Regions from separate parts of the Homo sapiens genome. Here region 2 is linked to region 1. The links are chromatin contacts, found by Hi-C or POLR2A ChIA-PET in ENCODE. All regions are on one chromosome and are shown on one strand. The core of a region is the stretch at or near the end of the contact, and the rest is flanking DNA. Distances in the headings are between cores, read along the strand shown.

Evidence for each region. Hi-C counts contacts between places; a loop is a spot of excess contacts on that map. ChIA-PET counts read pairs that join two places held with the same protein, here RNA polymerase II (POLR2A). Pooled maps may share reads with other maps.
Region 2: a pooled map shows a loop between it and region 1 (2.2-fold over the local background). The contact joins two enhancer-like sites. A Hi-C loop is called at or near these places in 1 of 50 pooled maps. POLR2A ChIA-PET finds 5 or more read pairs at or near these places in 2 of 52 experiments (B cell and activated naive CD4-positive, alpha-beta T cell).

The regions. Positions count from the first base shown.
Region 1 is chr1:109,814,234-109,820,561 of GRCh38, forward strand. No RefSeq gene overlaps it. Among named protein-coding and RNA genes, the nearest start is that of LINC01768, 11 kb to the right of the region's middle. RefSeq lists enhancers at 1,994-2,113, 2,264-2,313 and a silencer at 2,484-2,563. Within about 2 kb of position 4,502, at least 6 of the 41 ENCODE cell types and tissues checked have a DNase peak (open chromatin) inside an H3K27ac peak, as active enhancers do.
Region 2 is chr1:110,242,136-110,248,565 of GRCh38, forward strand. It overlaps a transcript of KCNC4 not described here. Among named protein-coding and RNA genes, the nearest start is that of KCNC4, 35 kb to the left of the region's middle. RefSeq lists an enhancer at 1,777-1,826. Within about 2 kb of position 1,601, at least 2 of the 41 ENCODE cell types and tissues checked have a DNase peak (open chromatin) inside an H3K27ac peak, as active enhancers do.

The DNA of each region.
Region 1 (6,328 bases), core at 3,252-5,751:
AACTCTCATAAATCCCCACTTCCCCTCCTCTAACAGCTCACTTTTTGTTGGAAAATAAATCCCTCTGACTTTGGGAAAGCCATCTGTACCTCAGCTCCAGAGGGGAGCATGTGACCTAGACTCTGTCGGAATATTTTATCCTCCCACCACATCTGTTGGTTCGGTGGCGGGCACATGGCCTAAGCTGTTCTCATTGTAATGCAGTTCTGTTGGAAGTATTAGGACAGAGATCTTCTTTTCCTATAGGTGTCATAGATAGATATGTGATCTGAACCGCTCTAGTTCTTTTTCTGCAAGGATAAAAATGAGCTTGAGGATGAAGCTAATCTACGGAGCAAGCCTGAGCCAAGTGAATTACAGATAAATGAGCTAAAGCCTGATGATGTTGTAAACCTCTAGATCAAATCATACCTGAATCCCACTGAGCCTCTGGGCTTTTCTGATGCTGGAGGCAATACATTCTCTCAGTTTGAGAAGAGATGTTTGTGTGCTTGCAGTGGAAGCCTCTCCACAAAGACAGAGTCCCTCCTCCTTGCAGACCATCTGGTTCTTTGTCTAGTAAGGCTCTGCCTCAGAGAACAACATTTTGTTAATTCTTCTTGGGAGCAAGGGAAGCCCTCACTTCCTTCATCCTAGGCTTGACTGCTTTGAGGTACTGTTGAGGTGGTATATGGAGGTGAGAGAAAAATGCCTCCTTGTCTGTGTGAGCCTCCTGTAACAATGTAAACTAGTCAGATATTAGTCTCTCCCTAAATTATCTCACTACATTGGTTTCAGCTACAAAACTAGGAACAATTCAAATGCCCATCAGCAGGGTAACTTAATCGTGGTTCAATCACATGGCCGAGAGTGGGGGGATCCTCCGCAGCCTTTAAAAAGATGGAAGAAATGCTCTATGTACTGCCATGAAAGGCACCCAGAATAAACCATTTATTGAAAAAACCCGGTTGAAAAACAGAATGTATAGTATATAATGCCATTTGTGGTTTTTCAAACTGTAAGTCTGTGGTTCTATCTGAATAGAAAAAGGTCTAGAAGGAAGGTTGCTTGCACAACAAATTTTATAATGATCCCTGGGGGCTAGAATTCCGCAGGCTTTGCATTTTCTATTTTTTCTACTCCTTTATTGAATTTGTATAGTGTAATAAAAAGATTTTTTTAAAGAAAATTTTTACAGTGCTGGCCTCTGGTCTGTAGCTCCCTATTTCCCTCTGTGGCAGTAACTGGAGGCCTCAAGGGAGCTGCCACATCCTGAGTGTGTAGCTAAACACCCCTGCTGCTCCAGGAAACTCCAGCCTTGCTTGGCCTGTTTTTGGGTCTGTAAGAGACAACTCCAGGGTGGGTAGGGCCTCAGGGGCAGGGCCGTGTACCCAGTCATCCTGAGCCTGGTGTACCACCTGGTGCCAGGTGGTGAAGAGTGACTGGGCCAGGATGCCAGGGGGTGGAGTGGTGAGTTGCTGGTCTGCTTTGTTAGAGGAAGATGTCGGCATGGGTAGTAGGCTGAATCATAATCCCCAAAGACTTTGGATCCTAATCCCTTCGTATCAGTGAATGTTACTTTATATGGAAAAAAAGGTCATAGCAGATGTGATTAAGGATCTTGAGATGGGCAGATAGTTTTGGACTATCCTAGTAGGGCCTAAATGCAATCACAGATACCCTTAAGAGAGAGGCAGAGGGAGATTTGTCAAAACAGAAGAGGAGAAGGCCATGTGACTACAGAGGCAGAGACTGGAGTGATGTGGCCACAAGCCAGGGAATGCTGGCAGCCACCAGAAGCTGGAAGAGGCCAGGCACAGATTCTCCCACGACACCTCCAGAGGGCGTGCAGCCTGACTGAAACTGGATTTTGGCCCAGTGATACTGATTTTGAACTTCTCTGCCCTCTGGAACTATGAGAGAATCCATTTCTGTTGTTTTAAGCCACCAAATTCATGACGATCTGTGACAGCAGCCACAGGAACCTGACATAGCTGTCAAAAGTGAGGCTGGCCTGCAGCTGTTCAGCGTGCTCTTTCCTGAGGGCCTGCCTTCCTCACTCCAAGCTGCCCAGGCTGAAAAGAAAATGAGGCTGCTTCCTCTAGACATCCTTGAGAGGGGCTTATCTAATGAGTTCTGGCACTTGTGAGGAGGGGTGTGTGGATGTGGAGCCTACTCTTGCTCTCCACTAGCCTGGCTGGTGGTGAGGGGTTGCCCAGCAACCACAGAGGCTGGCAGGGCTCCCCACTGTGCCCTGGTTTCTCCTCAGAGCAGTTCTTGCCCTGAGTATTGTTAGAGTGCAGAGGCTATTAAAAAAAATGAAAACACCAACCCTCAAAATAACTTCCCAGGTTCTAAAAATGGAATTCTGCCCAGTAGTAATATTTCTCATTCTTGCAATAGTAAAATTTCTCACTTCCTCGTGCTCTGTAGGCTTGTGTCTGGCCCAAGAGGGAACTGCTATTAATGGCAATTTCTGCCTGATGTAATCCCCTTGGTGAGCCACCTGCCTGTGGATGGTGACACTCCTTTACCCAACAGGCCTTGCACCCTCCTCCACAGAACCTCCCGCAGCGTGTTAGGTTTTTGTCTGCTTTGATTGATATCCATAGTCTCTCTTGGTTCAGAAAATAATAACAACAATGATAATCAACCAATTACTTATATAGCTCTTATAATTGTCAGGCATTGTCCCAAGCACGGAATGTTTATTAACCCATACACTGCTCATGACTGTCCTGTGGGGTAGCTATTAGTATTATCCTCCTTGTACAGATGAGAAAACAAAGTCATGGGGAGGTTAAGAACATGTACAAGGGCACATAGCTACCAAGTGGCTGAGCTGGGGTTTGAACCCAGCCTGAAGGGCTCTGGGATCAGAGCTCTTACCTCCTGCATTGTATTGGCTGGCTGGAGGAAGGATGGGGAAGCCTTTCTCTGTGCAAAGCGAGCTGTCCTGGGCAGCTGATTTGGGCTTGCCCCCGGTGGGCCCTTGAGGTCTTTTGAGATCAGGGCTGTGATTGCCTGGAGAGGTCTCCCAGCAGCACACACTCTACCTTAGTGCCTTCCATATTCTCTTCCTGCTGGGGTCATTGCAAAGCCTGTGACTATGAGCAGGGTGAGGAATTATCCTTCAGATTTTGGGCACAGACCTCAGATGGGTGTCCCGGAGGAACCAATGTAAAGTCCTCAGGCCTGGGTGTGGGGTGAAGCTGGTTCCATTCTGCTCACATTTACTGGGCAGTGTGTGGATAAATAGCCCACAAGAGCGGAGGATGGTCCTGGGTGCTGAGACTAGAAGGGGAGCAGCCTCCTTTCCTCTCCTCATGGGAAGGACCTGTGGGAGAGGGGCAGGAGGAGGACGAGTGGCCTCCCCCAGGGCCCTGGGGTGAAATGAACAGGTGCCCATTCTCTCTGTCCTGCCCAGGGATGGCCTGATGTCTTACATGAACAGAGCCTAGAAGTTGGAGTGAAGAGACCTGGCTTCTAGTCCTCGTTCTCCCAAGTTTGAGGTGAGGTATCACTCTCTCTGTGTCCCAGACTTCCCCTCTGTAAACCAAGGGATTGGATGCGCTTTGATACAAAAAATCCCTCTCTAAAACCCATAACTGATCTGCAAATCCAAGTTGGTTTGCTGTGTTTTCTCTGTGAGACAGCAAGCCACAAGCAGCCAGATCCAATGCTCACTTTCAGCAACTCCTGTCATTTTGTCACTGTGCTTGCCTCTCTTCCCTCACTAGCGAAATAGGGATTAAAACACTCATCTCAGAGTTGTGAGCCTTGAAGGAACATCGCATGGAAAGGCCCTTCTTGGAAAGGCAGAGCCCTGCCCTATGGGACCCATCAGAGAGGGGCCCCTGCTCACCTGGACTCAGATGGGGCTGGGGGTGTGGATACTGGGATCTTCTGGAGGTAAAAGGAAACCAGGTGAAGAGATTGCAGACTGGCAGCTCTGACCTGGACAGGCAGACACATTTTTTGGTCCAGCAAAAATAGCACACTAGAAAAAAAATTCTAAGTGTCTTCCTGGGGAGAGGATAAGTTCCACTCTCTAGTTCACCCACAGAACCCACGCCTCCCTGTTATCTTACACAGGGCTGGGTATGGCAGGCCCATGAGCTCATTGAGTCCTGCCTTCAGAAAACCTGGACCAGGGGGTTTGGATGTTCCAGGGGGCAGGACTGATGCTCCTCCCATCCTCAGCCCCACCCAGGTCTTGGCAGAGCCCAAGTGGGTGTGTTGTGGGGGAGTCCTGAACTGGTCTGGGCCTCATCGCTCTGCTCTCACCCCCAACCCCAGAGATGAGAGCTCCAAGTTCAGCCAGCTGGGTCTGCTGCCTCCTTGCCTCTGATCTGGGGTCCCAGAACTCCTCTTTTCCCAGAGGGGGTCAGGGCAGAGGGAGGCAGTGTCCCTGCTGGGCCTGTAGAGGAAGCTGAGGGCTGCGTATACCCTGGCCAGCAGCCCAGGAAGCCTGAGCATGTAATGAAAAGATTGCATCTCCTCGACTCTGCTGTTGGGGACAAGCATTTCCAGTGTTGTCCTTGCCCTGTGACCTCTGTCTGGGCACTGCCTCCCCTGCTTCCTGGCTCTGTTCTGTCCCTTTAGGCAGGCTCAGCAGCCCCATCTCAGCTGGTTCTGGGCACAGAGAAGACAGAGACCCCTTTCTCCTCTTCAGGTCTCCAGACGGCCACCCCAAAGGGTGACAGACGTGCCTCCCATTCACATGCCTCTTTGCTGTTGGCAAAGCAAAGTCACATCCATCCTGGAAGGGACACCCCAGCTCTACAGAGGCCACCCAGCTGTGAGGGGATGAGCTGCACCTCCGACGTAAATCTACTGAGTGTTCACCCTTGCGCTGGCCCCCTAGTCCATCCTGACTCCCTGTGTTGTGAGGCCCATTTGTGGGAGGCAGAGTAGGGTGTGGACGAGGTGCATAGGATAGCTGAAGAGCTGCTCCCTGAGCCCCAGACAATGGCTCTGATGAATCCAAATAGTCATGGAACACTGTAGCCTTTGCAAGTAAGACCATGAGATATCAAGACGCCCCACAGTCACCAGCCTCACTAGTAGAAGGAAGTAAAGCAGGCAAGCACTCTCAGCAGAGAAAGGGACCAACTTCTGGGGATACAAAGGAGAGGGAGGATAGGGCCAGGCATGAGGGAAAAAGTCAAGGGTAAGAGCCTGGGCAGCTGGGCAGTGGGGAGAGCTTCCAAAGGGACAAGCCAGTGGCCAGGCCACATGGCCCTGTCTCCCATCTTCCCTGTGGCTCTGTGGCTGATCAGGAGCTGGGAACAGGCACATGCTTTCTGGGCCTGGTGGCCTGGGCAGAGAGGCTAAGTGTGACTGTGGGGACCTCTTCTGCCCACGAATCCACTGATTCCTGCCACAAACCCAGGAGGCGGGTGGGCCCATCTTGTTGTACAGCCTGGATGGCTGCAGCCTGGAGATGAAAAGGGACCTGCCCAGAGTCTCCCAGGCTGGGGCCGTTTTCCCCAGTCCTGGTAGCAGCAGCAGCGGCTGCTTTTTGTTGAGCACTTCTGTCTGCCAGGCTCTGTGCTGAGCACTTTATAGGCACCACCGTTAGCCCACTTCTCCTACAAGGAGACCAGGACTCAGAAAGAAGGTCTTACCCAGAGCCAGTGTCAGGAGTTGAGTCAGGGTAGTTTGACTTCATAGTCTCCGTTCTTAGCACAACTTCCCCACTCATTCCCTCCTACCTTCTCCTTTACCCCCACTAGACATTTTGGGTGGTCTTTTCTACTTCTTGGCCCTAGAGGTCATTGGGCTGCTTTTCTCACCCTCAATCCCCAGGGCTCCTCCCGGAGCCGCAATGCTTGGGGAACTAGGGATTTCCCTCTTTGCCTTCTGCCTGGGCCTCCTTCTTGCCCTTGAAAGAGGAACAGGGGGAGGAGTAGGTGAGGCTTTGGGGTAAGTCTTGGGGGTAGGCACAGGAGAGGTCTTCACCCCAGGCTGGAATCTCCAGGTAGCTTAGTGTCCTCAGCTTGGTGTCCCCAGCCAAGGCAAGGATGGGTGGGGAGAGTGGCATTGGTCAGGGGTACAGCTAATGAGAGTGGTCAGACACGTCCTGATTTTTTTTTTGGAGGATTTGAATCCTCAGGACATTTAGGTCCTGCAGCCACTCAACATTTAAGGCTTATCCCTGCCAACTCATACTAGGGCCACCAATAGTAGGCTGGTGCTCTGTGGGCATTCTGTGGCCTGTAACTGTGCTGGGCTGCAGGGCTCCTGCCAAGCTAAGGGTGGTCCCTGCCCTTTGAGGGGGTGGTAGGAAACATCTTACTTTGCTGGAAGGTCAGGGAAAACCTAGAGAGCAGATCCTCTAAGGATG
Region 2 (6,430 bases), core at 351-2,850, 430 kb after region 1:
CATCAGTACTCCCTTCCAAAGTTCCCCATTTCCCCTCAACTCTCCAGGCTTCAGCCATCTGGGCCTTTCTTTCCTGATGTTAGTAGCTTCAATTTACATCACAGTTAACTTGGAACAGCGGGGGGGGCTATATCCTGGGTCCTTTCTCCCTCCGTCTGCTTCCTTCTCAGTCTTCATTAGTGGTGTTCTGTGAGCCTCCCACCCACCCCAACTCTCCGAGTGCTAGTTAGGTGCTCAGGTTTGTGCTCTTGGATGAAACTCCTGCTACATAAGTGGACATAGAAAAAGAGGCTGGCAAGGGTTGTTTCCAGAGGGGTCTGAGCCAATCCCACGCTGTTGCTGGGCTTGAGGTTCCACATCTGTGAATGGGAATTAAGCTTCCCCTGCCTTCATCCAAGGTGGGATGATAATTAAATGAGAGTGGATGGATGGGTCCTTTGGAACTCCTGAAGCACCACTGGAGGCAAGGGATTATCATTCTTCTGGCTTTCTCTCTGTCGAGGACTTGGGTGTTCCTCCAGAGTCAGAGGGCAGGTGCCTCTGGAAGGTATAATAGCTAACGTGGATTGAGTGTTTACGACCAGCCCAAGCCCCCTACATGGCTTAATGGATCAGAGCAGCCCCAGGAGGTAAGGGCTCTTTTTATCACTCACATTTTACAGGTGAGGAAACTGGAGAGTAATTTGATGGAGATCTCACAGATAGATTTCACAGGCGATTTTGACCATGCTTCTACACTGGCTCTGTGGCCAGCCCCTTGGCACCAGCACCACCACTGCCATCGATTTCTGGTCCACGGCCAGATTGCTAATTCTGGCTCCACTGGCTTTGCCACTTGTGAGCTGCGTGACCTTGGGCAAATGACTTAACCTTTCTAAGCATGGTCTGTGAAATGGAGAGAAGGAAACATCTCCAGATTTTGCCCAGAGGAGTAAATGGAGGTGGGATATGTGAAGTGGCTCTAGACCCAGGCAGTAAACAGTGCTCAGTGTGTGTCCTTCCCTATTGACACTGACAGACCCTGCCTGGCAGGCCTGAGCACAACAGAAGCACTAGAAGTCCTTTTCCAGAAATTCCTTGCTAGGGCCTCTCACTGTGGACTGAGAGGATGGAGGCAGGTCCAACTCGAGGCAGGGCCTTGGGACACCAGTGCTCATGAGACAACTCACTGTCATGACCATTTCCGCCTTAGCGACCCAGAAGTGGTGACACCTGTGTGCTTGCTTCCCGAAGCAGTGAGAAGCCAGACGGAGACCCACACAGCTGCTGGCTCTAAAGGCTGCTCCCTGCACGTGGGCACCTCAGCCCCACCTTCCATTCCTCTCTCTAACCTGCTTCCCGGACCTGCTGGGGCCAGGAGCTGCCCCAAGTCCTTTCCACACACACCTGTGAGCTCCTGGGAATGAGATTAAAGGAGGCAGGGAGGTGAGAGGAAGCACAGGGGAAGACTGAAAGCAGATCTCAGAAGCTGAGAAGAGGAAGATGAAGAGGAGGAAGAGGGAGAAGGGAGAGTGGCAGAGAGAGGAGCAGTAGCCCGCGGAGCAGGGAGAGAAAAAGCAGGTAGGGAAGGGGGAGGGGCAGAGGAGGGGAAGGAGGAGGGCCTGCACCCGGCTGTGGGCAGAGGCTGCGGGGCCTAAAATGAACCGAACAGGCTGGAAATAGAACAGCTGGGCAAACCCCAAACGCTTTGTTTGGGTGTCTGCTGAGCAAGCACGTGAATGAGAAGAAAGGGGCAACAATGCAAGGCAGAAGTGGCTCATTTCACTCTGGAGGCAGGTCAGAACAAGAGGCATGTGTTCCAGTCCAGCACAGATTAGTCGGGGTTCTTTTTCCGGGATGTTTTCTTTACGTAATCATTATTTTTCACAGGCTGGCTTGGTGGCGGGATTAGCCTGACGCCACCCCATCCTTGGCAGGTGGAAGGTTTGGGTTACTTTGAGACCAAGACCACTCTGGGTTCTTATTCTAACTGTGGATGCCACCGGCTTCGGGAGAAGAGATCTTAATCCACTTTCTAAATGGAGGTTTAGGAATCTAAGCTGTGTAATGGAATACTATTTCCCTTATTAGAACAAACCCTAACTCGGGTGCGGTGGCACACGTCTGTAGTCCCAGCTACTCAGCAGGCTGAGATGGGAGGATGGCTTGAGCCCAGGAGTTTGAGGTTGCAGTGCACTATGATGCACCTCTAAATTAGTCACGGCACTGCAGCCTGGGCAACATAGCGAGACTCTGTCTAAAAATAATAATAATAAATAACAAAACCCAGTTCCAGGATGGATCAGGACTAGCCTGAGGGGCCCTGCCTGTCTCAGCTCAAAGAACTGCACCATGCCTCACACACACCAGCACACTTCGCCCTGGGAGGTGCCCAGGCCACCTGAGGTTCTGCCATGGGCTGGTTCCTTCCCTGATCACCAGCAGCGCCACCTCTGTGTTTTTCCCCTCCTCTCCCCACAACCCCCAACACACAATATGAAGAACCTTCAGTCCAGAAATTAGACATGGGACCAGCAGAGGCTATGAAGGTAACTGGAGCCAAGTGGCCCCCAGAGCTGCCATTTAGCCCAATCCAAGGTGTCTGCACTGTGGGGCATTTGCTTCATCACTGACTTCTCTAGAATTCAGGTCAGCTCTACTTGGGCCTGAATGTGGACAGGAATTAGGGGGCCCGAACTCCAGCCTCGCTTCCACCATGGGCCGTGCAGTCTTTGGCAACTTGCTTAACTTGGCTGAGCTTCAGTTCCCCGTTTGCAAAATTGGGGATAATACTGCCCACCTCAGCGGGTTCTCATAAAGCTCCAATGAGATCCTGTGTGCCTCCTACTTAGCTCAATAACTTGACATTCTATAAGGTTTAATTTCCTTCCTTCCTCTCTCCCTTCTTTTCTGAATGAGCTCTAAGAACCTTCCCCAATTCACTAGAGAACCTTTGAGGAAAGCTAAATTGAGGAGAAAAGGAACACAGCCCAGCCCACAGCCTCCCCATGAGGGGCTGGGGCTGGAGGGGTAGGTCTGGCGGAGGAGGGAAGGGGAGACATGAGTGATCAGAAGGTCTCAACCTAAGTGCTGGCGGCTTCTGTGACAGAGAGGCAACTGAACCTGTATATGGTATTTGGATCACAGCTGGAAATCCGGCTGGATTTTGGCTTTAATAAAATATTTGACATTTTGTGGAGCTCAGTTTTAAACATGGGGCCGAGAGCTGGCAGACCTAGGTCCATTCCTCAAGTTCTAACTCAGTTCACCCTGCTGCTCTGGGCTTCAGTATTCTCTGCTCTCCCTGTCGTCAGATGGCATTCACATGAAGACCCAGCTGGTGATCAATTCGTGGCAAAAAGTGTCAGAAGCTAGAAGACTTATCTCCGGTCAGTGTTTTCAACATGGTAGTTATCCTGCACGTGGTGATTGTACAACCCTAAGTGGAAATAGGACCCTAAAGTCCACTCTCTTCCAAGACTAGCCACTTAGAAACATACCAGCAACCATAAGGAAGCTGATTTAAGACCCCTTGGCCCCGCTCCCATAACACACGCCCAACAGAGTTGGCTTGACTATGGAACCATCCCAAAATCTCTCCTCCACACTGCCTCTTCTCTTCCTCTTCTCTTCTCTTGGCCTGAAGAAGCTTGCTCAGTGCACGTATCTTGTCTTCAGGTAGAACTAGAAGTTGAACAAGTCAGTTTCCTCTTTCTGACATTGAGAGGGTGGGTATCAAGGAGGATGTTTCAGAGAACGAAGAGGTTCTTGGCTCTTTGTACTATCTGTGCCTGTTCCAGCTCTAGCTGCCCTTGTTTGACCTGCTTCTTGCAGGAGGTAGTGGCCAGCATCGTAGGGAATGCCCATGAAGTACTCTGGGCTTCTCCGATGTAAAGGGTGAGAAAAATCAAAGCCAGCTCTTATCTCCATCCAGATGGTGGGGATAAAAACAGTCCAAGCCCGTTTCTTGCCTCACTTGTCCAGTGGCTAAGCTAATGCCAAACTGGGATTTCTCTGACCTCATGTTAACCCGACCTCAAGGCTGCCAGAGTATCAGCTACTAAATCACCAATCTATAAAAGTCATCTTGCAGCCTTTTCCAGATCCCAGAAGGAGTCTTTACTCCATCCTGACCTCAGAAGCCACCTTGCATCCTCTGCCAATGCTTTCTTCTTCCTGTATTTAGGAATCACATCTATCACTTGGGGTCCAGAAAACATTTTTAGCTACCAACCATGAGTCAGACTTCATCCCCATTTACAACCGTGTGACTAGAGGGTAGGGAGTTGGAGAAGATTCCTCCAGCCACAGAACAGCTCCTTGAACAAGCTTTTGCTAAAAGACAAGTCTCCTCATGCCCTTCCTTTTCCGAAAAGTCTTCTCTGACTCCCTGCTGGATAAAGGTTAGAAGCTTGAGCGTGGCTTCCCCAGAACCTTCACCGTCTGGTCCCAGCCTCTCTTTTGGGCCTCAGTCAGTCCCTGCCCTCCCTCCCACACACTCGCACTCCAATCCCATGCACATAGAAGTGTTTGAATGTATGTACTTTCCTGCTTTGGGTTACACGCTTCCCTTTGCTTGGAGTGTCCCCTGGCTTTCCTCCACCTGTGAATCTGCTCATCCTTTGTGAAGTCTTTTCTTTCTTTTTCTTTTCTTTTTTTTTTTTTGGTACACATTTATTGGGTACAAGTGCAATTTTGCCACATGCCTAGTTGCACAGTAGTTATATCAGGGCTTTTAGAGTATCGGTCACTCAAATAACATACATTGTACCCATTAAGTAATTTCTCATTGTCCACCCCTCTCCCACCCTCTCTCCCTCTGAGTCTCCATTGTCCGTCATTCCACTCTCTACATCCATGTGTACACATTTTTAAGCTCCTACTTATGAGTGAGAACATACTTGTCTTTCTGTGTCTAACGTATTTCACCTCTTGTTCCGGCTGTGTTGCTGTAAACGACATAATTTCATTCTTTTTATGGCTGAATAGTATTCCACGTGTATGTGTATCACATTTTCTTTATCTACTAATCATCTATTGGTGGGCAGGGCATTTAGGTTGATTCCATGTCTTTGCTATTGTGAATAATACTGCAGTAAACATACGAGTGCAGGTACTTTTTTTTTTTTTTTAGGCAAGATCTAGCTCTGTCACCGAGACTGGAGTGCAATGATACCATCACAGCTCACTGCAGCCTTGACCTCTCAGGCCCAAGTGATCCTCCTCTGAGTAGCTGGGACCACATGCCATCATGCCTGGCTAAGTTTTAATTTTTTGTAGAGATGGGGTCTTGCCATGTTACCCAGGCTGGTCTGGAACTTCTGGGCTTGGGCAGTCCTCCCGCCTCAGCCTCCCAAAGTGTAGGGATTATAGGTGGGAGCCACCAGGCCTGGCTTTCTTCTAGATATATTGATTTCTTCTGTGAAGTCTTTTCTTTTTTCTTTTTTTTTTTTTTTTTTTGAGATAGTCTTGCTCTGTCACCCAGGCTGGAGTGCAGTGGTGCAATCTCAGCTCACTGCAACCTCTGCCTTCTGGGTTCAAGTGATTCTTCTGCCTCAGCCTCTCAAGTAGCTGGGACTACAGGTGCGTGCCACCACGCCCGGCTAATTTTTGTATTTTTAGTAAAGACGAGTTTCACCATATTGGTCAGGCTGGTCTCAAACTCTGACCTTGTGATCCACCCACCTCAGCCTCCCAAAGTGCTGGGATTACAGGCATGAGCCACCGCACCTGGCCTTGTGAAGTCTTTTCTAATCCACCCTGTCCCACTGGCAGAATGTTTCGCCCCTTAGCCAGTGATATGCCTTTACAAGAGCATATGTTGCACTAGATGTTTACTCGGCTGCTTTCCACAGGCCCTTTCAAAGGCCATAGATTAGACCCACCTTTCCTGTAGCCCTGGCCAATTAGATCACAGAGACCTATGTAGATATGGTAGGAAAAATGATCCAGAATGTAGCTGTGACCTGGAGGATGCCTGCATGTTCCTTCAATATCATACTAAGGCTTTGTCTGTCATGAAGATTATTAATTCTCTAGAAGTGTGCTATCAACAGATGGCTATTGAACACTTGAAATGTGGCTAGTGCCTCATGTCAAAATGACAATATTTTGAATGTGTTAAATAAATTATTAAAATGAATTTCTCCTGTTTGTTTTTACTTTTTAATGTGGCTACTAGAAAAATTTAAATTATACCCCTGGTTCACATTATATATCCACTGGAAAGTGCTGCAGTAGCAGACAATAATTGTTTGACTTTGTCATTTGCTATTATTAATTAAGGGCTCAAAGTGTGAAGTTACATGTTATAGGGTTTTGTTTTTGTTTTTGTTTTTGTTTTTTTTTGGCCTGTTAGAGATTCAAGTGATTTGTATCCAGTAGGAAAAATAACCCCAGTTTTATTTTTCTGTAGGACATTAACTAGATTTGTATTTTTTAAAAAATTATT